Linked DNA regions of Homo sapiens: all the other regions are linked to region 1. A link is a loop called in an ENCODE intact Hi-C map of the cell type or tissue named here. Cell type or tissue: PC-9. All regions are shown on one strand.

Evidence for each region. A loop is a pair of places that touch in the nucleus more often than their neighbours do. Peaks named below come from ENCODE experiments on the same cell type or tissue, not always from the same donor. Only the 100,000 strongest peaks of a DNase experiment are listed, where the experiment ranks them.
Region 2: it touches region 1 in a loop (10-fold over the local background); 3 of 110 quality-filtered maps call a loop at or near these places.
Region 3: a loop joins it to region 1, with 7 times the contacts of the local background. A loop is called at or near these places in 2 of 110 quality-filtered maps.

Annotation. Positions count from the first base shown.
Region 1 is chr2:217,328,590-217,336,589 of GRCh38, forward strand. DIRC3-AS1 (DIRC3 antisense RNA 1) reads left to right here. Exons shown (of 6, transcript NR_133642.1): 5 at 7,369-7,992. The region is part of intron 8 of DIRC3 (disrupted in renal carcinoma 3); the gene reads right to left. Among named protein-coding and RNA genes, the nearest start is that of DIRC3-AS1, 50 kb to the left of the region's middle. RefSeq lists enhancers at 3,097-3,391, 5,775-6,487. In PC-9, no CTCF peak of the experiment used is centred here; DNase peaks (open chromatin) are centred at 3,122, 6,932 and 7,242; H3K27ac peaks cover 4,646 bases.
Region 2 is chr2:217,383,544-217,391,543 of GRCh38, forward strand. The region is part of intron 8 of DIRC3 (disrupted in renal carcinoma 3); the gene reads right to left. Among named protein-coding and RNA genes, the nearest start is that of DIRC3-AS1, 100 kb to the left of the region's middle. RefSeq lists an enhancer at 4,698-4,867. In PC-9, no CTCF peak of the experiment used is centred here; a DNase peak (open chromatin) is centred at 4,698; H3K27ac peaks cover 2,111 bases.
Region 3 is chr2:217,447,303-217,455,302 of GRCh38, forward strand. All of the region lies in intron 3 of DIRC3 (disrupted in renal carcinoma 3), which reads right to left. Among named protein-coding and RNA genes, the nearest start is that of DIRC3-AS1, 170 kb to the left of the region's middle. In PC-9, no CTCF peak of the experiment used is centred here; a DNase peak (open chromatin) is centred at 4,529; H3K27ac peaks cover 1,376 bases.

The sequences.
Region 1 (8,000 bases):
AATCTATTTTAAATATACAAAAGGAGCTCTTTAATGGGCCCCAAGGTGAATCTTTTCATAAAATAATAAATTAAGTGGGGTTTTTTCCAGTTCGAGGAAACACTCATGTATTTCTAACATCCTACACTAAAATGCCTTGACTTGAATAGCTGTGCATGTGCATGGACATGCATTTATTCATTTCTGTTTTTTCTTAACAGACAAAGAGATGGAATAATTTTATTCAGGTCTGATACACCAGTGTATGCCTGAGCATGTATATGTATATATAACCAGTAACATCTCAGTTATTGGTATGACGGGAAACATTTCTTTCCATGAACATAATTTGTTGGTTATATCAAGACAATCATTCCCACATTTAAATAGTGAAATTGTCCAGGAAAGAAGACTCCATGGTACACAACAGATTCTTAACCAGAAATCTTTAATTTAATAACCAGTTAATTTGTTGTAGAATCCACATGCTTTGACAAGGAGTCCATACAAATAAACCTCTGACAAATCTAAGCTGAATTAATCAGCAGGAAGAAAAGAAAATGCTTTCCTGTAAACTTCGCCCTGATGAAAAAGAGAGGGTGTCAGAAGTCCATGACAAAACCCAGGCACATCCAAAATAAGTTTGATTATAAAAGCAAGAACTCCTTTCTGGTTTTGTACGATGACTGGGGGAGGGTTGGCAAGAACAGGATAAATTATTCAGGTTTAAGAGACAGTGATAAAAATGTAAATGCAATCCTGTCACGGAATCTTTGCACCAGCTGAATAAATTCAAACTAGAAGCTGAATCAGCATCTCGCCTCTGATTAAAACCAATTGAAAGCACAAAGACAGGAAGAAGAAAACCTCATAAGTTCTTTGGAAATGGCAGATAAATTGATCAAGCATAACTGCAACATTAAGATGAAACAGTTTTACTAATATTGACCACAGGCCAAGGGGCCCTGCCAGCTCTCTTCAAATGGTAGCACTTGTAATCAAAGAACTAGGTCTTATTTAAGCTCAAAAGTGATTATTACTTCATTAATTATGGTCATGCCCCTATTCTTTCATTGTGACCACATTTCATCTTTTCCCAAAAGCAGTCCATTAGCCTCATTTCATCTTTAATGGGTAATATGTTCCTTTCTGAGCATGCTTTCTGTGTGCATAGATTCAAGCTGCTGAACAACAGCTCTACATCCCAAGCCGGTGCCCAACATTGGCCCTATACTTGCTTGACACTATGGTCAGAGAGCACAACAAAATAAAAAAAATTTTTTTTCATATCTATTCGAGACAGATCAAGAGATAACATACGAACATGAACAAATGTATTTTTCTTCAACAGCTCAGGGATTAAAAGCTGGGGCTCGGTATCCAGGCTCCCTGGGTTCAAAGACAGGCATGCACCTCACAAGAAGTCAGGGGCTGGGCAGCCTTTCTTCTCTCTAACACAGGGATAACAACAGGGTTTGTGGCAAGGATTTAATTAATGGAAAGAGCCTGGGATGTGTCTGGCACATAATAAGTGCTCAATAAATGTTAGTTCTTATTAACATTGTGTTTACATTAAACATATGCCACTGTCACCGGTAGAGGGTTGTGACTTCAACTTGTCCAGGTTCTTGGCATTTTAAACAAAGAACTGGACAAAATGCCCAGCAAAGCAAAGAAAGAATGAAGCAACAAAAGAACGAAAGCAGGGATTTATCGAAAACGAAAGTACACTCCACAGTGTGGAAGCGGACCCATGCAGTGGCTCAAGGGCCCAGACACAGAAATCTTCTTGGGTCCAAATACCCCCTAGAAGTTTCCCATTGGCCACTTCATGCTCACCTGAAGTAAATGAAGCGGTAGCCGGCAATCACTCTGATTGGCTGCAGAAAGCAGCCAACCAGAGACTGAAATGAAGTTACAAAGGTCACACTCCTGTGCAAACATCCGATTGGTTGCAAAAAACAACCAATCAGAGGCTAAGGTGAAGTTACAAAGTTATATTTCTATGCGAAAAAAGACTAGACCTGCAATCAGTCTGATTTGTGGTGGACAGCCAATTTCTCATCTGCCCGGCAGAAAAGGTCAAAGGGAGTAGCCTCTGGTCCTTTTGTTACTTAGGCGTGGAAAGTTAGGGTTTTCAAGTTAGTTCTAGGAAGTCAGCGTGAAACAGCCTTAGGTTCCCTGCCTCCAGACACTGTTCTCCTGCCTCATCACCCACTTAGGAGTTAGACAATTCGGTTGAGTGCTTAAGGAAAAAGTCACCAGGCAGTCCATCCAGCCACCCCTGCGCATCTACTCAACAGCGCGGCCTGGTGTGTCCACTTATACGCACACACAGAATGCCATAAGAAGTGGACTGCTGTGCACAGTCTCTCCCGATTTGGCTATAAGCCCTTAGGATTCATTTCAACGTCATAGTGTAGTGAAAATTATAGAATTCTATCAATATCAGGTAATAAAGTTGCTTAATGAGCCTATTCACAAATATCCGCTGAGTAGTCCCCATATGCCCAGAACTATGCCATGCATGAAAGGGCACAAAAGATCTGGAAAAGGCTGTAAAGCCTTCCAGATGTTAACAACTATTTAGGGAGAAAAAGGCTTATCCTGAATTACTAAAAGATTTAGCTAGTATGTGAATTATGTCATTATAGACAGTGATACAATAAAGCAACATAGCATAATGTGCTATTCACAGGTCTAGAACTTTCTGAAAAGGAGAATGAGAGGTGAGGAAGCTCTCGAGGGGCCCATGTGTTGGGGGTGGTGGATATGTACACACACACACACACACACACACACACACACTCACCCTGTCCTGCCACCATTAGGTAAAGTTTCCTGCCACTCCTTGCACATCCGTCATTACCAAAGAGATATTAAACTAGACAACTGTAAAAAAATAACACCTTCAGTGGCAAAACTGCCTTATGCAGAGATGTGGATGATTTGTTACCTACTTCATCGTTGCATGTGGCTCAGGGGAGTTTTCTCAGCGATTAGCAGGGGCACTGGCAGAAGACAATAGGCCTAGGAACTTCCCTGGCTGCCCTCACCATTGCACCAACCCCAAACCCCCCTGAGGACATCTTGCAGACCAGTAACCTGCTAACTCTCATTCCTCTCATTCCTTTCTTGCTGTTTTTCCTGGCTAGCTCCAGAGCCAGCAGAAGAAGGTCAACGTCACTCTTAAACTATGTCAAACAGTGTTGTAGTTCAGGAGTGGAGGTGAACTGTTTACACATGGTCTTTGTTTCCTCTAGCCAGGATTTCATTGCTGATCCTGCCCTCTAAGGTCATACCAGAGGGCACAGAATGGGCCTCCCAGCCTACATGCTGCTGTGACTGTCTGTCTGAGGGAAGGATCAGATTTAGGCCTGGACATGTTGCTTTTGTTGTTGTTGTTATTGTTGTTTAAACCAATTTATTGGCAAGTCAGTGACATAAGGGCTTCAGGGAAGTTCCTACATATCTTCCTCCTCCATCACTCCTCAGCAGTCCTCTTTGCCTCTTCAATCAGCTTGTCCTCTTTGCCTCTTCAGTCAGCTTGTCCTCTTTGCCTCTTTAATCAGCTTGTCCTCTTTGCCTAAACATTTCTGCTTTAGAAGGGCAAACTGTCCAGCTGATTCTTGAGCCACAGTTTTCAATTACAATGTGTGATGGGGTGCTTCCTTCTTTTGTGTGAAATTCCTATTGTGAGTGACCTCCCCTTTGAATGAATTAGGTCACAAACTGTAATGGCCCTTTTTTTTCTGGTACTGCAAGCCCATTTATTTTTATTTTAAGAGACAGGGACTTGCTCTGTTACCCAGGCTGGAATTCAGTGATGTGATCATAGCTCACTGCAGCCTCCAACTCCTGGGCTCAATCAATCCTCCTTTCTCAGGCTCCCAAGTATATAAAACTACAGGTGTGTGGGTATTTTTTTAAAAAATTATTTGTAGAGACAGGGTCTTGCTATGTTGCCCAGGTGGGTCTCAAACTCCTGGCCTCAAGAGATCTTCTCACCTCAGCCTCCCAAAGTGCCAGGATTACAGACATGAGACACCGTGCCCCGCCCTGAAAGCCCATTTTGAACCCAAGGCACTGTGTTGGAAATTGGATGAAGATTTTTAAAAAATAAGTCACATGTAGTTCTTGCTTTCATATTGATAACAATTTAGTATTGCTATGAAGTTGAGCAGGAAGTGAAGGCAAAAATATTGATATTCTTGTCAAGCACATCCATGTGAAGAGACCACCAACAGGCTTTGTGTGAGCAACAAGGCTGTTTATTTCACTCGGGTGCAAGTGGGCTGAGTCCGAAAAGAGAGTCCGTGAAGGAGTGGGGAAGGGATTGCTTTATAGGAGTTGGGTGGGTAATGGAAAATTACAGTAAAAGGTGGTTATCTATTGCTGGCGGAGGAGGGGGGTCACAAGGCACATGGTGCGGAGATCATAAAAGACTCATTGTCCAGAAGAAGAATGTCATGAGGTCGATCGATTGATCAGTTGGGGCAGGGCAGGAACAAGTCATAATGGAATGTCTTAAGGTTGGTCAATCAGTTAAGACAGGAGCTGGCTGTTTCACTTCTTTTGTTGTTTTCGATTGCCTCAGGCCATTTGGATGCATACGTGCAGGCTTGGGCTCAGAGGCCTGACAATTCTAATATAAGGCGGAAGCCCAGATGAATAATACAGGAAAAGTTCTGGAAAGTTGTAGGCACAGGGAATAGCAGGAGCTAAATATTGAGGATGGAGAGGCCAGGTTGTTTGCAGGCCAGTGAGCAGATCATCTGGTGGAATTGTATGGTCACAGGCCATCCAAAAGCCCTTTCTGAGATGAAGCAGAGAACTTCAGAGAACAGCTGCCAACTGTCTTGCTCTTAGAACTTCAAAACTTGCCCTCTCTTGCATACCACATCCAATTTGGAGCCTACTTCCTATTAGTTTATTGAAATGCAAAATGCATACTAAAACCCTTAGCAGTAGTCTCAGACATTGAGCCCTTGTGGTTTTTAAAATCAGAGAATCATTACTTGGGAGTGGGAGATGCATGAACTATTTGCTCCTGGAAAGTGACATACTGAGGTTACTTGGCAGATGAGTCTCACACAGAATAGCCTGCTTGCTTTTGCCAATTTGTTAATATTAAAAACTGGAAAACTATGTAACTACTAAAAATATCAAGTAGAATGGGCTCCTTTAAAAACCTAGGAGCACTGGACTCTTCAAACAAAGGCCAAATAATTGTTTGTAAAAAGAATCCTGTGAAAGAGACACTGTGCTAGGTGGGCAAGTGGATCACCCTCCCATGTTTCAAATCATGCTGTGGCCCAGAAAACTATATTCCATAATATGAATGACAGGAATGAAGAGAAGAAGCAAGGCAAGAAAGGGAAGAGGTGAATAGTTACTGGAGAACAGAGGGAGGAAGCAAGGAAGAATGCAAAAGAAAGAAGAAATTGCACTTGCAGCATGTGGATCAGTATTTGGAAACTGTTCAATCAGATTAATTCCAAATTCTAGGACTATATATCATGAATCTCTCTCTCTCTTTTTTTTTTTTTTTTTTTTTTTTTTTTGAGACAGAATCTTGCTATGTTGCCCAGGCTAGAGTGCAGTGGTGCTACCTCAGCTCCCTGCAAATTCTGCCTCCCAGGTTCAAGCGATTCTCCTATCTCAGCCTCCCAAGTAGCTGGGATTACAGGCATGCGCCACCACCATGCCCAGCTAATTTTTGTATGTTTAGTAGAGACGAGGTTTCACCATGTTGGCCAGGCTGTTCTCAAACTCCTGACCTCAGGTGATCTGCCTGCCTCGGCATCCCAAATTGCTGGGATTACAGGCGTGAGCCACCACACCCGGCCTGTATTATGAATCTCTTAAGTGAGCTCTTTAGCTTAGGGACAAAAGTATATACATTTTCATTTTGATCATGAATGTTATGAGAGATTAAATTGGACTACCTACCTGGTTAGAAGGAGGAGGTTGGGGTCAGGTTTGGGATGAGTGTATATCACCAGTGATTTCCAAATACTACAACATAGTGATCCCTTGCTGGGGCTCTGGGTTGCAGTGTCTGGTATCATTACTCCACCCTGCATTTAAGCATGGGCTTGGAACCATGTGGAGGGAACAAAAGATCTGGAAGGATTCTGCCTTTTTACACCAAATGGCTTTGTGATCTTTCCCTTTGTAATGAAAACCAAACCAGTCAGATTAAAACTATCAGCCCATTGAATGAGATAATCTATGTGAAGTAAACAGAAGTCACTGTGTCCTAGCAAGGTATCATTATGCAAATGGAGGTATAATGCAAGGTTCCTAACACCAGTGGTCTGAATGTGCTCCAGGGTCTCTGTCATCTTTAAACACATGTTCCCTTACATGTGGATATGTAGGGTAGATACAAACTGAGAATGGAAAATTTCCCAGACCCTAAGATCTAGGCAAGTACAGTGTGGTCAGTGGAAATTAGATGTAGATGCAAGAGTGAAAAATAAAAGATTCTGAATTCTGCTTTACAGAATTTGGAGCTGTTCTGGGGCTTTCACTGAAAGGAGAGAGGTGGCTGGGTTGTAATTCCTAGCATGCATCATTCAGTACGAGGGAGGTTGTGCTTCGGTGACAGTCCTGTCCTCCCAAATATCAGTGGCCTAAAACAAAGATTTATTTCTCACTTGTACTATACATCCCTTGTGGCTTGGCTGTAGGTTTTGTGCTGTATCACCCTCACTGAAGGATCTAGCCCAATGAGGCAGTCCCTGCCTGGTCATTATCGGCAAAAGGAAAGAGATCTTTGAATGGTTTTGTACCAGCAATTTAATATGATAGTATGGTAGTAACACGCATCACTTTTACTCACAACTCATTGGCCAACACTAGTTATCTGGTACCAGCTCAGTCTGAAGAAGGCGAGCAAGAAATGCAGTCCCACCGTGAACCCAGAAGGCAGAAAGCCAGAAATATCTAATCAACTGCATTCATAACAACCACATGACACATCATTGTATTTGAATAAAATTGCACTGGTCTACCTGGGTAAAAGGTATGTGAATGCTCAGATGCTATGGCTGAGTCTGCCATGGCCTTTGTTATTTATTTTAATGACATTGATAATTACTTTATTGATAGTATGATCATTAATTTTAATGACATTAGGTAGTCATTAACTTTTTCTAAAGCCATTCAGGAACACTGTAACAACTAGAGGCCACAGGGCAACTTCTTTAGTACAGGAGTGAACGTGAGTCACAGTGTTGTCACTGAGGTCATCTTTGCACTGAAGGTTAGAAACTCAAAACAAAGCTCAATGTGAAGTGACACTCAGAGTATACACTTGCCTCCTTGCTTAGTATAAATCACTTAACATTTCTAAATACGTGTTTTTTGCCATGTGCTTGATAGGCAATGGAAATAATGAACAAAATTCTCTCAAGCAAGATTGGCCCTATGAACAAGTGAAGATGGTGGGCGATTTCAGCTGCTTCAGAATCACTCTACCTGTCTCAAGGACAAAGGGAAGAAACCCACAATACTAGATGTATTATATATTTTCTAGAGTCCAAAAGTGGTGTGGCTCAGTACATAATGTCTGTGGATCTGATACTTGAAACAACTTACATCCCACGGCACTGTTGTTCACCTCAGTGGATGCGGGACCTCTCACTGCTGGCCGGCCTCCTGAATTGTTCTGTTTCCAGAGTGTCTTCTGCAAGGCCTTTCCCCACAGGTTGCTGGAGACTTTATCACTGTTGCAGGAGGCCCAGCGGCTTCGCCCCAGAGGCCACCAGTGCCACCCAGGTAAGGCAGTGCTACTTCTGAAGTGCTGAACATTGCTGCTTCCGCTGGGCATTGCAGCTGCACCGCTGCGGCCGTCCATCTGTACACATCTGTCTGTCCAGCTGCGCCATGGAGCCCAAGACGTCATTCAAAGATCGCAACACCAAGAGTGCTCTTCCTGGGAGCTGCTACTCCTCAGCCACTGCTCACCATCCCTCTCCATTTGAGCTTTCCGAGAAGTTTGATGAGGTAGAGGA
Region 2 (8,000 bases), 55 kb after region 1:
TCCTTTGCTACTTCTCTGCCCCGAAGCCTACCTTTGGGGCTGAAAGTGGGAAAATATTCTGACTCCTGCAACAGTCCTGCCATGAGATTTCCCTGTGACCCTCCACTCCCTGAGGTCCACGACTGTTTCTGTGCCTTGAGGAAGTGCAGTATTATGTGATTTCAGTGTCTCAAGACAGATAACCCTGACCCCCTGGAATAACCAGCAGGATGACGGGGGTTGGGAGGGAGGCTGTTTATAGAAGACAGGGGTCAAACACTGCTCAAGGACTTTGTTTAAAATTCTTTTTTAACCACATAGCTCTATGTTTGGGTTTGCTTCTCTCATTAAATAAATATCTGGAGAGTCTTCATGGATCACCCCAGATACGTATGGCCAAGGTTTTTAAGATAATGAGTCACACTCTTGGGTTACGCTTAGTGGATTCCCAAGTTGGGGCATCTAAGGATGGTCAAGAGGGGTCAGTGAGGGATGGGGTGAAGTTCTTCCCAACAAGGCCAAGAGAAGGAGACCCTTTTAGAGTTATGTGCAAGATCCCTGCTCACCAGCAAATTGGATAAATTTCTTATGGAGTCAGTTCAGGTCAGCGAGAAGGCACAGGGAAGAGAATGACCAAGACCTTATGATATGAGAGAAGAGAATTTAAGGGAACAAGAACATCTTGTTAACTTGAAGTTTGCCCAAGACTCAACTTCGTGTTTGAATGAACATGTGCCAATTATTTCAGATTAGCACAAAAACAATAAATTTGTGTTTTGTTTTAACAAAATATATTGAAAAGCTGAGGACATATTTGGAGTTCTAAATTTGGTATTTGTAGTTCTAAATTTGGTCCTTGGCAAATTTAAGTCACTTTCAACTCAAACTTTCCTTAAGGGAGAATCAGAGATAGAGGAAACAGTAAATAAAAAAAAAATACTTGGGGTAAAAGAACTTTTTTAAGTTAATAAACTTTATTTTTTGAGTAGTTATAAGTTTACATAGAAGTTGAGCAGAAAGTACAGAGAGTTCCCATATACTCCCTCCCTTCCACACACATACAGTTTACCCTATTTTTAACATCTTTGCATTAGTGAGATCGATACATTTGTTACAACTGATGTACTAATATTGATACATTATTATTAGCTAATGTCCATAGATTACATTAGACTTCACTTTATTGTGCAGTTCTATGGGTTTTGATAAAGGTATGATGTGATGTATCTACCATTACAATAGCATGCAGAATAGTTTCACTGCCCTAAAAATCCTCTGTGCTCTAACTATTCATCCCTCCCTCCCACCAGCCTCTGGCAACCATTGATCTTTTTCCAGAATGTCATATATTGGAATAAGTCAGGATGTAGCTTTTCAGACATGTTTAACAATACACATTTAGGGTTTCTCCATGAGGATTTAAAAAAATTAGGAAAATAACACCTTTCTGTAGAGATGGGGAGAATAAGAACAAATAAAAGGCAAATTTTAGGCTGAGCTATTGTCTCTGGCTCGTAGTATCTGAGAAATGGAAAGGACAAACTCACCCTGGAGGAGAAGAGCCTAGGACAAGAGGAATGATGCTGTGTGAAGTGGAAGGGCAGGCACAATCACACAGGCACCTTGGGAGGATGGGGCTGGTGGCAAGGGAGGAGGAACCTTGAGTTTATTCACAAAAACTGACTTGATGACTGAACCATAAAATAAAGTGAAGTTTTGCCCATTTTCTCTACAGAAGACAATATAACCCAGTTTTCCAAAAGGAGTGTAGGTGAGATTTCTCCTGGAAACAGGAATATAATATAATACCATTTAGATCTATTACTCTATTGTTTTTTTCTTTAGTTTAATTCAATTCCTAATTCTTGACTCAAGAGTATAACTTTTCCCTTCAATGGGTCAAGCTTGCTATTTTTTTTTTCTAGATAGTTTTTTTCTCCATTCCCATCTTTTTTTTTTCTAGAACCACATATTCCAGTTCATTTCATTACGGGATCCTTACTGCAATACAGGGGAGTTTGTGCTTAAGAAAAAAAAGACCCCAAAAAAGCACCATTCTGGAGAAAGCCTCACACTCTATGTGGTATTTGACTATGTGTTCTAATGACATATGCTCATATCTCCTCTGAAAAACACTCAGGGAGCCACGGAGAAGAGGGGCAAAGCATTTTTCCAGCTTGAACCCTTTGGAGTGGTGTCCGAGTTGGAGGAAAAGGCCAGCCATCCTGCTAAATGCACCAGTGAAAGAAAATATTCTGGCAATGTGAGATGGAAAAAATAGAACCTACCAGAATGACTCTTAGGAAGAGTACTATAAATGCTTAGAGGGAAAATGAAGTCACTTAGGGACAAGGAGGTGAGACCCTCCTTCCCCCAAAGGTTAAGCTTAACTAACCCCGGATATTTGATAACCAAGGAAGATGAGTCCATTTGACTCAAGGTCTTTTGATTCTTGAATGCAGTAGGCAAATTTGGGGCCAGGAATTACCAAGGACAATAGAAAACGGACTGAGTGTCCCACCCAAGGGTCTTTCTCCTTTTCTTTTTCTCCTATATCACTCAGCTTTCTCTACAAATTCACTCTGAACAAGCATTTGAAGGAGCGTTCAGAGTATCAGATTATTTATTTTCCTGGCATTCTCTAGTGTTTCTCTGGCCCCCGGTAAAGTCAAGTGTCCATATCAAGATGCATCTCTCTGAAAGGCAATGCTGCCCAGTGTGGGTGGCAGCAGCCTGAAGTCAACAGGTTTGCTTATTCTAGTTCCTCTGTTTGGAATTTTTCTCTTTCTTCCCTCTATAGCTGCCTATCTAAACTCTTTCTGTAAGGTCCAGCCCAAATGCGTCTCCTTCATAAGCCTTACCTGGGATTAATTTATTCTTCCTTTGTAGATTCATAATTACTTAGAGGTAAAAATAAGGAAAGTATCATGAGACTCTATAACAAGGCACAATGTGATGCCTCTCACTAGAATGTTAGTTCTGGACATCAGCCATGTCTTCTTTCCTATCTTTGTGTAGGACTCATACTGGGTATCGCAGTTCACACAGAAAAGGTACTAGATAATTTTGTTTGTTTGTTTTGTTTTTACTATCTTTACTGTTAATTCAGGTGCTAACTAAATTGCCATCCATTGTCCAAAATCACCCTCTGGGACCAAAACCATGGGATGTGACCCACATCAGCTGCTAAGCAGCCAATGCGTGATGTGAATTGTTCCAGGGGGCCTGGCCCTAAGAGGATATTTACCATTTAACCATAGAGTCAATGTCTGACTAGCATCCATCTGTCTTCTCCCAGTAACATCACTCTGGGTTTCCTTTGGGAAACACTCCTCCCCAGTCTTCATTCAAGTGGTTTGGATGGGGCTAAATCTACGCCCTATTTGTAGAGGTAGATGTATGGTGCAGACCTACCTTGCATTTCATCTCCTTGGACAGAGTGTTTGCTTCCAAGGTGGCCACAGGACCCAAGCTGGATCAATGAGATACAACCTTAGGATTTTTGATGGAACTCTTGGGAAAGAGAGGCTCTTCTTCAATGGTTCCTAAGCCTTGAAATGTATGTCTAGGGATACCATTCTGTCACCTCATGCCCAGAGCCTGCCAGAGAGTAATCTCAACACAGGAAGGAGAGAGCTGACATATGGTAGCAGGTAGAGTTGTCCAATAAAATAGAGAAAGCAGTACAGGGACATGTTTATACTACAAAAAAGTTGTTCATTATTTATATGAAATGTGAATTTCACTGGGTATGCTCTGTTTTTATTTGCTAAATCTGGCAACTTGAGCAGCAGGCAGCCTCCATCTTGGGTATTGCATTTCTGAACCCTCGCATTAATCTACACTCTTGGGCTTCTCAGTTATATGAAGAAGTGGCTACCAGTTTTTTTGTTTGTTTGTTTTTGTTTTTTCTTAAGCCAGTTTGACCTGGCTTTCTATTAATTCTGTTAACTTGCAACACAGAAGTTACTCAGTCACATAGAAGTTCTGCCATCTTTAAGAACAATAGGTGTTCTCTTCTAAAAGAAAATATCCTCAGGAAAATATCTTGCAGGCACCAGTGGGTCATGTCATTGGGGCATAGGCCAGAGAGGTAGAGAGCAAGACCAGGAATCTCTGCCAGCTGTTGGGGGCATGGAAGGTACTCAAAGAGATAATATTTTATACCTGAGGCAAGTGGAAAATAAGCCAGTGACAAGGCCACCTGGAGCAGGATGGAAACACTAGGGCACCACAAGCTGCATGGGCTAGGATCAAAGGAAGTCATCATCACCAGTGCAGGCAGCTCCATGCATTCCCTCGTGTCCCCAAGAGTAGCCTACCTTTAAAGACTGCACTCCCAACCTAACTTCTGGGCTATTTACAATGAACAAGAACAGACTCAAATCTACAATACAAACCCTAAGTGATGGAAAAAAGCCAAAATATTCTTGTGGTTTGAGGGGGCAGAGGAAAGAAAGGCAGGGGAGGAAGGAGAGCAATTCATTTCATAACAGCCTCTGTCACTTGCCATCCCCACCTGGGGGAAGGACAAACTGAGGGCAGTCTGGGTGGGAGAGCAAACAGAAAAGTGTCTCTCTGGCACCTGAAAGCAAGCAATCTGATCCCAGGGCCCCAGAGACAGGGCTGGAGGACAAAGCTTTGCTGGGGTGAGGGAAGGCGATGAGCTCTGTGGATTCCAAAGCTTTCTCTGCCCTGCCCTGTCTCCGGGCACCAGCGGGTCATGTCACTGCAAACAAATAACATGGGGAAGCCTGCCAGGAGAAATGACAAGGGTATTTGCCAGTTGAGAAGGCTTCTACCAGTCAGTCTGGACTGGGACATCAAAGAGTTCCCTCTTCTTGACTTGGATTTCTAACACATTAGCCAGAGCCTTTTTTTTTTTTTCTTTTTAGACGGAGTGTCACTCTGTCACCCAAGCTGTAGTGCAGTAGCAAGATCTTGGCTCACTGTAACCTCCACCTCCCAGGTTCAGTGATTCCCCCACCTCAGCCTCCCAAGTAGCTGGGATTACAGGTGCATGCCACCATGCCTGGCTAATTTTTATTTTTATTTTTAATTTTTTTTTGTATTTTAGTAGAGAAGTTTCACCATGTTGCCCAGGGTGGTTTCAAACTCCTGAGCTCAGGCAATCCGCCTGCCTCAGCCTCCCAAAGTGCTGTGATTACAGGCATGAGCCACCACACCCGGCTGCCAGAGCCTTAATTAAGCAACTTCTGTGTGCTGGGGTGCTGGGCTTGGTGGTCATTTACATTCACTACACAGTTATTTTTCTGGTTTTCTAGCAAAATCTTTTGAAAATATAAGTCAAAACTAGTATTATCCCTATTTGGGGAAACAAGAAACTGAGGTGTGGACCTCCTTAGATCATGAATGCAGAGGAAGAAAGGCTTACAGCCATTATTAATCCCTGAATCTGTCATCATTCTTCTTTCCAGAAATCGGCACGGTGGCTTGCAGGCCAATACTGGCAAATCCTCTTTGTAGCAAGTCCCTACAACTAACTACAATGGAATCAAGTTTTTATTATTGCTTTAAAAAACTCAATGTTGTATTGGTGGAGATAATACCAACCCCACAGTCACGGCAACTGAAGGCTCTTATTGAAAGGATGCTCCAAGCTTTCTTATTGAAAGCTTGGAGGAAGGTTCAATATTATCACTTATTACTGATCTTTGGTATTCTTTGTTTAAAAGGTATCATTCCAGTCTTATATATATATATATATACACAGATACATGTATACATTTGCTATTATTACACATATTTTATGTTGTTTTTTTCATATTCATATTCACGTAACATTTTTAAAGCCCTGAAGGCAAAACAAGCTGTTACCTTTCTATTGTGATCAAAATTCATAGCTACAAATTAGATTGCACGTTCACCATAATCATCTTCACCATCCTCATAATCAATACAAAAAGCCTCTCTCAATTCAGCAAACATTATGGAATGCATACTGTGTGTTGAATACCAGGTATAAAGTAGCAGATAAAACATAGTCTTTAGCTTACATATTAGTGATGAACTCAGATACTTAAATGGAATATTTAATTAAAATATAATAAAGGAAATGATGAAGACAGGCAAAGCTTACTAGAGATACCAGAGTGGTTGGAGAGACCTGAAAAGACCCCAAGCTGGGGATTTCCAGGAACACTTCTCGGAAGCAGTGGCAAGTCCTTTTAATTTTTAATTTTATTTTATTGTGTTAAGAAAATTTAACATGGGAATCTAACTGCTTAACACATTTCTAAGTGGGCAATACAGTATTATTGACAACCATTTTGTACAGCAGATCTCTTGAACTTACTCATCATGCTTAACTGAAACTTTATGCCAGCTGACCAGTAATTCCCCACTTCCCCTGTCCCAGCCCCTGGTAACCACTATTCCATTCTTTTATTCTAGGAATTTGACTATTTTACATACTTCATGTGTATTAGTCCATTTTCACACTGCTGATAAAGATATACCCAAGACTGGGCAATTTACAAAAGAAAGAGGTTTGCCAGACTTACAGTTCCACATGGCTGGGGAGGCCTCACAATCATGGTAGAAGGTGAAAGGCACATCTCCCATGGCAGTGGCAAGAGAGAGAACTTGTGCAGGGATGCTCCCCCTTATAGAACCACCAGATCTCATAAGACTTATTCACTATCACAAGAATAGCACAGGAAAGACCTGTGCCCATGATTCAATTACCTCCCACTGGGTTCCTCCCACAACACGTGGGAATTCAAGATGAGATTTGGGTGGGACACAGTCAAACCATATTATTCCTCCCCAGCCCCACCCAAATCTTATTTCTTCACATTTCAAAACCAATCATGCCTTCCCAACAGTCCCCCCAAGGTCTTAACTCATTTCAGCATTAACTCAAAAGTCCACAGTCCAACGTCTCACCTGAGACAAAGCAAGTCCCTTCTGCCTATGAACCTGTAAAATCAAAAGCAAGTTAGTGACTTCCTAGATGCAATGGGGGCACAGGTATTGGGTAAATACAGCCATTCCAAATGGGAGAATTTGACCAAAACAAAGGGACTACAGGCCCCATGCAAGTCCAAAATCCCTCCTTTGACTCCATGTCTCACATCCAGGTCAGGCTGATGCAAGAGGTGGGTTCCTATGGTCTTGGGCGCTTTATGTCTGTGACTTTGCAGGATTTAGCCCTGCTCCTGGCTGCTTTCACAGGCTGGTGTTGAGTGTCTGTGGCTTTTCCAGGCACACAGTGCAAGCTGTCAGTAGATCTACCATTCTGAGGTCCAGAGGATGGTGGCCGTCTTCTCACAGCTCCACTAGGCAGTACCACAGTAGGGACTCTGTGTGGGGGCTCCAACCTCACATTTCCCTTCCGTAATGTCCTAGCAGAGGTTCTCCATGAGGGCCCCACCCCTGCAGCAAACTTCTGCCTGGGCATCCATGCATTTCTATACATCCTCTGAAATCTAGCTGGAGGTTTCCAAACCCCAATTCTTGACTTCTGTGCACTCTCAGGCTCAATACCACATGGAAGCTGCCAAGGCTTGGGGCTTGCACCCTCTTAAGCCATGGCCCGAGCTGTACATTGGCCCTTTCAGCCATGGCTAGAGCTGCTGGGATTCAGGGCACCAAGTCCCTAGGCTGCACACAGCAGGGAGACCTTGGACCCAGCCCACTAAACCACTTTCTCCTAGGCCTCCAGGCCTATAATGGGAGGGGCTGCAGTGAAGACCTCTGACAGGCCCTGGAGACATTTTCCCTATTGTCTTTGGGAATAACATTCAGCTCCTCGTTACTTATGTAAATTTACGCAGCCAGCTTGAGTTTCTCTCCAGAAAATGGGTTTTTCTTTTCTGTCACATAGTCAGGCTGAAAATTTTCCAAACTTTTATGCTCTGCTTCTCTTATGAAACTGAATGCCTTTAACAGCATCCAAGTCACATCTTGAATGCTTTGTTGCTTAGCAATTTCTTCCACAAGATACCCTAAATCATCTCTCTCAAGTTCAAAGTTCCACAAATCTCTAGGGCAGGGGC
Region 3 (8,000 bases), 120 kb after region 1:
GGAGAAGGTGAGATTAGCAGCCAGCAGGAAAAGGCATGGACCTCTGGTAAAGCCTTTAGAGATATCTTCCTTTCTCCTGCGGTGGGTGGGGGGAGGTTGTGATGGATATAAAGAGGCCTGATGGAAAGTCTGGATTTACATCAAGTGTGAGGGGAAGGACTCTGGGAAGGACGGCAGTACAGGAAAGTCAACACGTCACTGGCCTTCATTGTATTGGCCACCCAGGACTGAGTTCCGGCATGAGGCTTGTCCATGTTGTTTTTTGTTTGCCCTATACCCACAGCACAGATGGCCCATGGTGTGGAGGAGGCTCATTTCAAATCCATCATCAGTCATCTAAAGCGCACTAAAGTTCAACAAATGATTTCAAGTTCATCTTCAGTCAACTTCAGTGGACTTTTAAAATTCAACAAATGATTTTTCAATGTCTATCTCAAGCCAGGCACAGGTTTGTTACTGGAAAGCAACACAAGATGTTAACAGAATGGATGTTTCTGTCCTAGAAGAAATGTCTGCATTCTACAAAGAAAAATGGCAGCCAGGCACCATGGCTCATGCCTGTAATCCCAACAGTTTAGGAGGCAAAGTCAGGAGGATCATTTTAAGGCCAGGAGTTCAAGACCATCCTGGGCAACATAGCAAAACCTGACTTCTACAAAAAAAATGTAAAACATAGCCAGGCATGGTGGCTTGCACCTGTCATCCCAGCTACTCAGGAGGCTGAAGCAGGACGATTGCTTAAGCCCAGGAGTTGGAGGTTACCATGAGCTATGATTGCACCACTGCACTCCAGCCTAAAGCTAGGCAACAGAGTGAGACTCTGTCTTTAAAAAAATAATAATAATTTTTTAAAAAAGGAAAAATGGAAACTAAACAAGTAAACAAACCGGCATAATCATTTAGTTGCTGCTAAATACTCTGAAGAAGATAAAATATCCAGGCCAGTTCAGGCATGGTGGCTCACGCCTGTAATCCCAGCACTTTGGGAGGCCAAGGATGGTGGATCACAAGGTCAGGAGTTCGAGACCATCCTGGCCAACATGGTGAAACCCCATCTCTACTAAAAATACAAAAATTAGCTGGGCATGGTGGCGGGCGCCTGTAGTCCTAGCTACTCAGGAGGCTGAGGCAGCAGAATCGCTTGAAACCAGGAGGCAGAGGTTGCAATGAGCCGAGATGGCGCCACTGCACTCCAGCCTGGCAACAGAACTAGATTCCATCTGAAAAAAAAAAAAAAAAATCCAGGCCAAAGAGGGAAGGAAGTGGCATGCTAGAGAGTGACTGGCAGTGCCAGGAGGTGAGCAAAGGCCCCTAGGAGGACTGGATGTCAGTGCTGGGACAAGAATGGCAGCAAGGGGCAGCCCAGGGGAGAGGTAGGGGGAGCGCCCCCCCAGCAGAAGGGAGAAGCACGCTCAATGACCAAATCTGCCGCTGGTGTTTCAGGAAAGGGGTCCTGATCCAGACCCCAAGAAAGGGTTCCTGGATCTCAAGGAAGAAAGAATTCAGGGCAAGTCCATACAGTAAAGGGAAAGCAAGTTTAAGTAAGTAGAAGAATCAAAGAATGGCTACTCCATACACAGAGCAGCCCTGAAGGCTGCTAGCTGCCATTTTATGGTTATTTATTGATTATATGCTAAACAGAAGGTGGATTATTCTTGCCTCCCATTTTTAGACCATATAGGGTGACTTCCTGACGTTGCCATGGCATCTGTGAAGTGTCATGGTGCTGGTGGGAGTGTAGCAATGAGGATGACCAGCGGTCACTCTCGTCACCATATTGATTTTAGTGGGTTTTAGCCAGCTCCTTTACTGCAGCCTGTTTTATTTATTTATTTATGACCCGTATTTTGTGCCGACCTCCTATATATCCTGTGACTTAGAATGCCTAACCCTCTGGCAATGCAGCCCAGTGGGTCTTAGCCTTATTTTACCCAGTTCCTATTTAAGATGGAGTTGCTGTGGTTCAAATGCCTCTAACACTGGGGCTTATAAAAAGAAAATTAGTAAGATATTCAATGTTCGGAGTGAGGGCTGTGGATAAAATGTCACACCCACAGACAGAAGAGAGGAAAGAAAAGTAAGCTATTGAATGTTTAAGTGGGACTTAACAGAGGCCAAGATAGAGAGAGAGAGAGACAAAAAGAAATGGGCAGCGGGAGAGCAGCATGTCTCCTATGTGTGTGTGTCTGTGTGTCTGTGTGTGTGTGTGTGTCTGTGTGTCTGTGTGCGTGTGTGTGTGCATGCATGCAACTCTCATAGTTAATTGGCTTGTGCCCATGGAGTCGGTAAGAGTGCGGCCACTAAGCTCACGCCTGAACACTGCTATAGGGGGCTGGGCAGAGGCTGAATCTGTCTCCAGGAAAGTAATTTACAGGAGTGGAGAGAAAAGCTCTGTGAGCCAGCGCCTGGGGCCTCTCCACTCTCTGGGACAGATCGCTGCCTGTATTTTCAGGGTCTGTCTTCCCACAAGATGGTCAAAGCCTCAGGCACAGGGTGCTCAGTACGTCTACAACAGCCACATCAAGCAAAAGCACAGATTTTCTTTGCACCCTCAACCTTTATTATTGTTTCAAGTCAAGGAAATAGGGAGATGGCTGACACTGAACACTGGACTAATTTCCAAGATTTGTGGGTTCCAGGCCTGGCTGTCCCACTAACTCCCATATTACTTTCCCTCTGTGGGTTTTACTTTCCCTATATAAAAATTAGGAGACTGGATGCTGATTTCTAAGATTTTCCAGCTCTGATAGCTTCATAAATATAGGAAGTTCATAATAAGAAGAGATACATGGGAACTCTAAGCAGCTACAGCATAGCAACATCAAAAATCAAATGGACCAGGGAGATGAGATATATTGGTTCAGAAAGTATCTGGCTGCAAGTAGCAGAAAAAGTAACGAAGAATGGCTTAAGCTAAAAGGGTGTTATTTTCTCTTAGAATAACAACTGAATAGGTATAACCTCGAGTCTATGCTAGGTAGGAAGGAAGTGAAGTTTGGTTAGGGGTGATGGGTATTCAGCTAATGCACTTGGCGGATAAGAAAAACATGATGACTTCAGAGGCATCTGGCAAGCAAGGGAGAGAGGGCCAAAGAAGACCAGTGTGGTCTGTGCAGGGATTCAGTGGTTACCATATCAGAGGAAAAGTTTTGGGAGACAAAATCACCTGCAGGTGGCCTTGAGACAGGGTTGCTAAAGTGCAATGAGGAAAAAGAGGAAACCAATCTCATCTGGACTTTGTTCCTTTCTTAGCATCCCTTAGAGATCACAAACTCTTATTTTTATTTTATTTTAGTTTATTTTTGGGAGAGATGAGGTCCCGCTATGCTGACCAGGCTGGTCTCCAATTCCTGGCCTCAAGCAATCCTCCTGCCTCGGCCTCCCAAAGTGCTGGGATTATGGGTGTTCCAAGCCAACCACAAACTCAGTCATCCCCACTCCACCCTCTTCTGCCTTTCCCGACAGATACATCTAGAACATTAATAGAAGAGGTAGCAGAGGTGAGAACACATCAGCACAGATACCAATACCAGCCTGCCCTGAGTGGACAGTAACCGGCCTGCAAATGGCAAAGCTAGGAAGGAAAGGAGGCTGGTGGCATTGCAAGTCTGTACCTCAAAAGAGGAGGCATTGGGGTGGCAACATTGCCAATGGGCTAGATAGAAGTAAGAGTGAGAGCCAGAAGAATCTACCCCACTGTCTGCCAGGTATACCACAGAAGCCAAGCAAACTGCTTCTTTCCTGGGGAGGGTCTCTGTGCTCCAAGAACCATGCTCATCCTAGCAACAGGAAGCTCTTTAGTGCCAGCCTGTTGCAATAGACTTCAATGGCTATTTCTCCTGTTAATGCCTTTTCTGTTTTGCTCTCTCAAGATCTTAACTGCAACTGCCCCTATTACTCCAACTGAGATTACAATTTTTGAGAAACCTGCAAACAGGACAGCTTTAGAGTGTACCCCAAATACAAGGACACAGAATCAAATTCCATGAACCCCTATAAATCATGAATCCACTGGAATGGAAGCCCCATGGGGGCTAGACTTTGCTGTTTGCTCACTGATGATTCTTGAGTGATAAGAACCAGGCCTGGCACATAGTAGGTACCTTCTATGTGTGTTGAATAAGAGCAGCTGTGTCAGAGAGCTGCTCCAGCACTGCACCCAGTAACATCCCTCCCTGCCAGTAATCAATCATCTTGCCAAAGACCAGGTCCTTTGACTCTTCCTTGCCTCTGGTGAAGTTTCTGTGCACCTGAGGTTAGGAAGTGAGCTCTCTTCCTCTTCACAGCCTGGCGTCCTAGGTTCCTTGCCTCTCATAGAACTCGTTCCTATTTCTCACGAGGTCTTAACACTCAGACACCCAGCTTGCCAGCATTCAAACATGATGCTTTCCTCTGCGGCCTGGAAGACAACCATACTTGCCTTCTCGGGGTCAAAACAGCCTCAGAGCCTCCCAGAAGCCAGCTCTTGGGTTTCTGTCCCGCCCCCTCCCCTCTGCCACTTGCTAGGAGTTTCCACAAATGCTATGGCCATGACTCATTTGATGAGGCACAAAGGGGTCAACAGGTGGAGGGAGCAAAGAGTCCCAGGCTGCCAGAGACTGGACAGCTCAGGAGGAAGCAAAGTCTAGGCAAACAATCACTCTTGTTTCCCCACTGCCCCACCAGCCCACCCATTCCTCATGGTAACAAAGTGGATCTGAGGTGAAACATCTGTTTTGCTTTGAGCAGATTTCATTTGTCTTTTCTTTTTCTCCTTTGTTTTAACCTCTCTCTGCCACTAGGAAGCTTGCCAGATCAACCTCACTTAATCTATCTCCTCAGGGACAGTCAGCCTTCTAGAGGGACATTTTCCAGTTGACAGACTTTAAGGGATGATTTGTCCCTTTTCCTCCCTTGGACTACCATGTATCTGAACTGAGATCAGAGCATTAAACAATGTCTGCCCATTTCATTCACCCAACAGTTTTCTATTGAGAGGGAAGTACAAGCCCAACACTGTGCTAGTTGCTGCAGACACAATGATCAGAAAGACAGACATGGTCCTTTGGAAGCTTGCACTTGTATTCCAGTGCAGGAGACAGAAAAAGGAGCAAACCAATAAATAAATAAGTCACCACAACTTGTGATACATGCTTAAGAGGTTAATAACCAGGGTGTTTGGAAAGCTAATCATGGGGGCAGAGTCACAGAAGGTCATAGAAGATCAAGAACTTCATTTCATGGAGACGACATTTAAATGGAGAGGACGACATTTAAACTGAGGATGACAAAGAGATAGCTATGGAAAGAAATGACTGAAGAGGATTTTGAGAAAAAAAAAAGAGTAATGACTATAAGGGACAGAAAAGAGCTTAATGTTTTGTTATAGAATTCTCAGAATTGTATAACAAAATTTGTATAAAAACTCTACTGACTTAAAACAGAGCTTAGTGAGGCAGAAGATAGTAGCACAATGAGATCAGAAAGGAGAACAGAGGCTAGTGTGGCAAACCTTGCAGCCCGGAAGGAAGCTTAGATTTTATTCAAGGTGCGCTGGGAAGAACGTCACTAAAGAACTCTGAAGAAGGTCATGGGTTCCCTGAGAGAAATCCCTGGGGGCCTTACTAGAGTGACGCAGACTCACCCCTGCCTCATCCCCCAACTTTTGTCCTCACCTCCTCCCCCCATGCCCAGTCCCAGCAACCGGGGGGTGGGTGGGCTAAGATCATGTTTAATTATTTCACAGATTCTTCCCTCCTCTGATAGGGGCCATGAAAAGACATACAGTTCAAATCAGTCCATTTGGCAACCTCTGAGCAACTGGAAATTTTGGTCAATAGTCAACACTCAGCAAAAATGAGATTTTTGAATTATTGGAAGTTTCAATGATCCAGCCTCTACCTGTCTCCCATGACTGTGAATAATCCCAAATTTGTTATAGGACAGCACAGGCTTTCTTCAGCCAGAGGATGTTAGCCAGATATTTCTACTCTGGATGGCTACAAAAAATGATATCTAATAACTGCCCAGACTTCTTGTGGTTGGAGACTCATGATACACCCAGATGTGCAGAGAAATTGTGCTTCTTTAAATTTTTATAATGGATATGACACTCCCCAGATCAGTGCTTTTAGATAAAATGTTCAATGAATTCTCAGACTTCATTGCTCTCCCACCCTTTCTTTTCCCAATATGGTTTCTGGGCATAGGGGAATGGCTTCTTGTGTCCTAAAAGCAGTGAGGAGAGAAGAGGCCCTTGCATCCACAGGTGCCCTCTGGATTCTTGGTGATCAATGCTGTAGAGTGGGACCATTTAGGAAGATGGTTCTATACTGGCCAATCTCTTGACATTGGCTATGGAGGGCCTTGGATGACGCAACTCAATTGTCTAATTTCTCTTTTGGTTTGGCCGCAGCCCAGTAGCCCTAGCTGGTGGACCTGGCCCACCTTGGCTCCTGCTTTCATTATGGATGGTGCTGAGAGCTGGCTGGGACTTCCTGTGGTTCTAGTCCAGGTGAACCATTCCATACCTACAAGGCCTCTGTAGCCCTGCTCCAGAAACCCAGTCCCACTGCCCTCAGTGAGCTCATTTTTAGCATCTCAACTAGCTTCCCATCCCCAAGTCTAAATCTCGTCCATACCTCCCAGGACCCAGGACAGCTTGAGAGAACAAATCCTTTGTTCTTTCTCTTCCAAATAATGGGGACTCAATCAATTTTACTTTGATGTGGCCACTGCCAGGTTGGTGCTTTCCAGGTGAGCCTCTCCAAGAGGTGGGGAGATGTTTCCTAGTCTTCAAATTTTATTAAATCTAGATATTTTGGATCTTTCTTAAGTGATTGCTCTCACCTGTCATTCCATGTCCTACTCATCGTCTTCCTTTTCCTTTTCCCCTTTCCTCATTTCTTTTCCCACAACCCCTTGAAGAACAAGCCTGGGTGGCCAGCCTTTGGGCTGGTAATTTTTCTATGTAATACATTCCTTCTTCCCGAGTTATCCATCTTAGTGATAATACAAGACTGTATATTTATGTTCCTCCCCTTTTTGTCATAATCTGTGGCATAATTCTGAATAATTAATGGAATCTAAAAGGAGCATCTACTTGATCTTGATCTTTGAAGCATTTTCTTTTAGGTGGCAACATATAACCTCTATTCTTTCTCTCTAGATCCAAATACACTATCAGGTTTGGAGTAAATAGAACTTTGCAAATACTGTTTATTGGTTTTCAATATTCATATAAATGTTCAAAAAGTTAAAAAGACCTTATGGTTACAAAATGGCATGTAAATATTATAAACTTGTAAATTTCAAAAGGATGGGATGCTTGACGAATACTGGAAGGTGAGTGGGTCAGAGAAAAGAATGAGGGAAGTGATTGGACACTGACTTTATTCAGAAATAATGGAAAAACAAAAATATTTTCTAAATTTTTCAGTGTATAGTGCTTTTAATATATTATTTAATGTAATAAACACATTTAATGGAGGGAATACTGGTAATAGGATAAATTTCTCAACTATAATACTATCAAAAGATGTGATTGAAGTATTAAAAGATGCTATTAAACAATTTTTAATGGAGGTAAAAACATGATATTTACATTTTTGGAGACAACCAACAGAAGGTCTAAAACTAGAAATCACTCTATGTTTTCCTCTGAGGAGTGAGGCTGTACAAAGAGAATCATTTTACTTTTCACTTTATACATTTCTAAGCAAGGATTTATTTCCCCATGAGAAAGCCCTTGTGGGGAAGGCCATATTTGACATGGGTGTCAAGGACTGAAGAGTGTTTCATAGGAGACAGGAGGTGGGGTTTGGGAGGTGGTGCAGGGAGGAAGCCTCAGACACAACAGTCCAGTTTTGAAGACTGCCTGCATAGTGGTGGCAGGAGCAGGGAGGAAACAGATTGGGCACAGGAGCTGCCAATCTCAGAACTGATTCTTGGGGCACATTCTGACGAGACAGACCCTACAAAGAGGCTCAGCCGGTTAGGCATGGCCCTGCCAAGATGCCCTG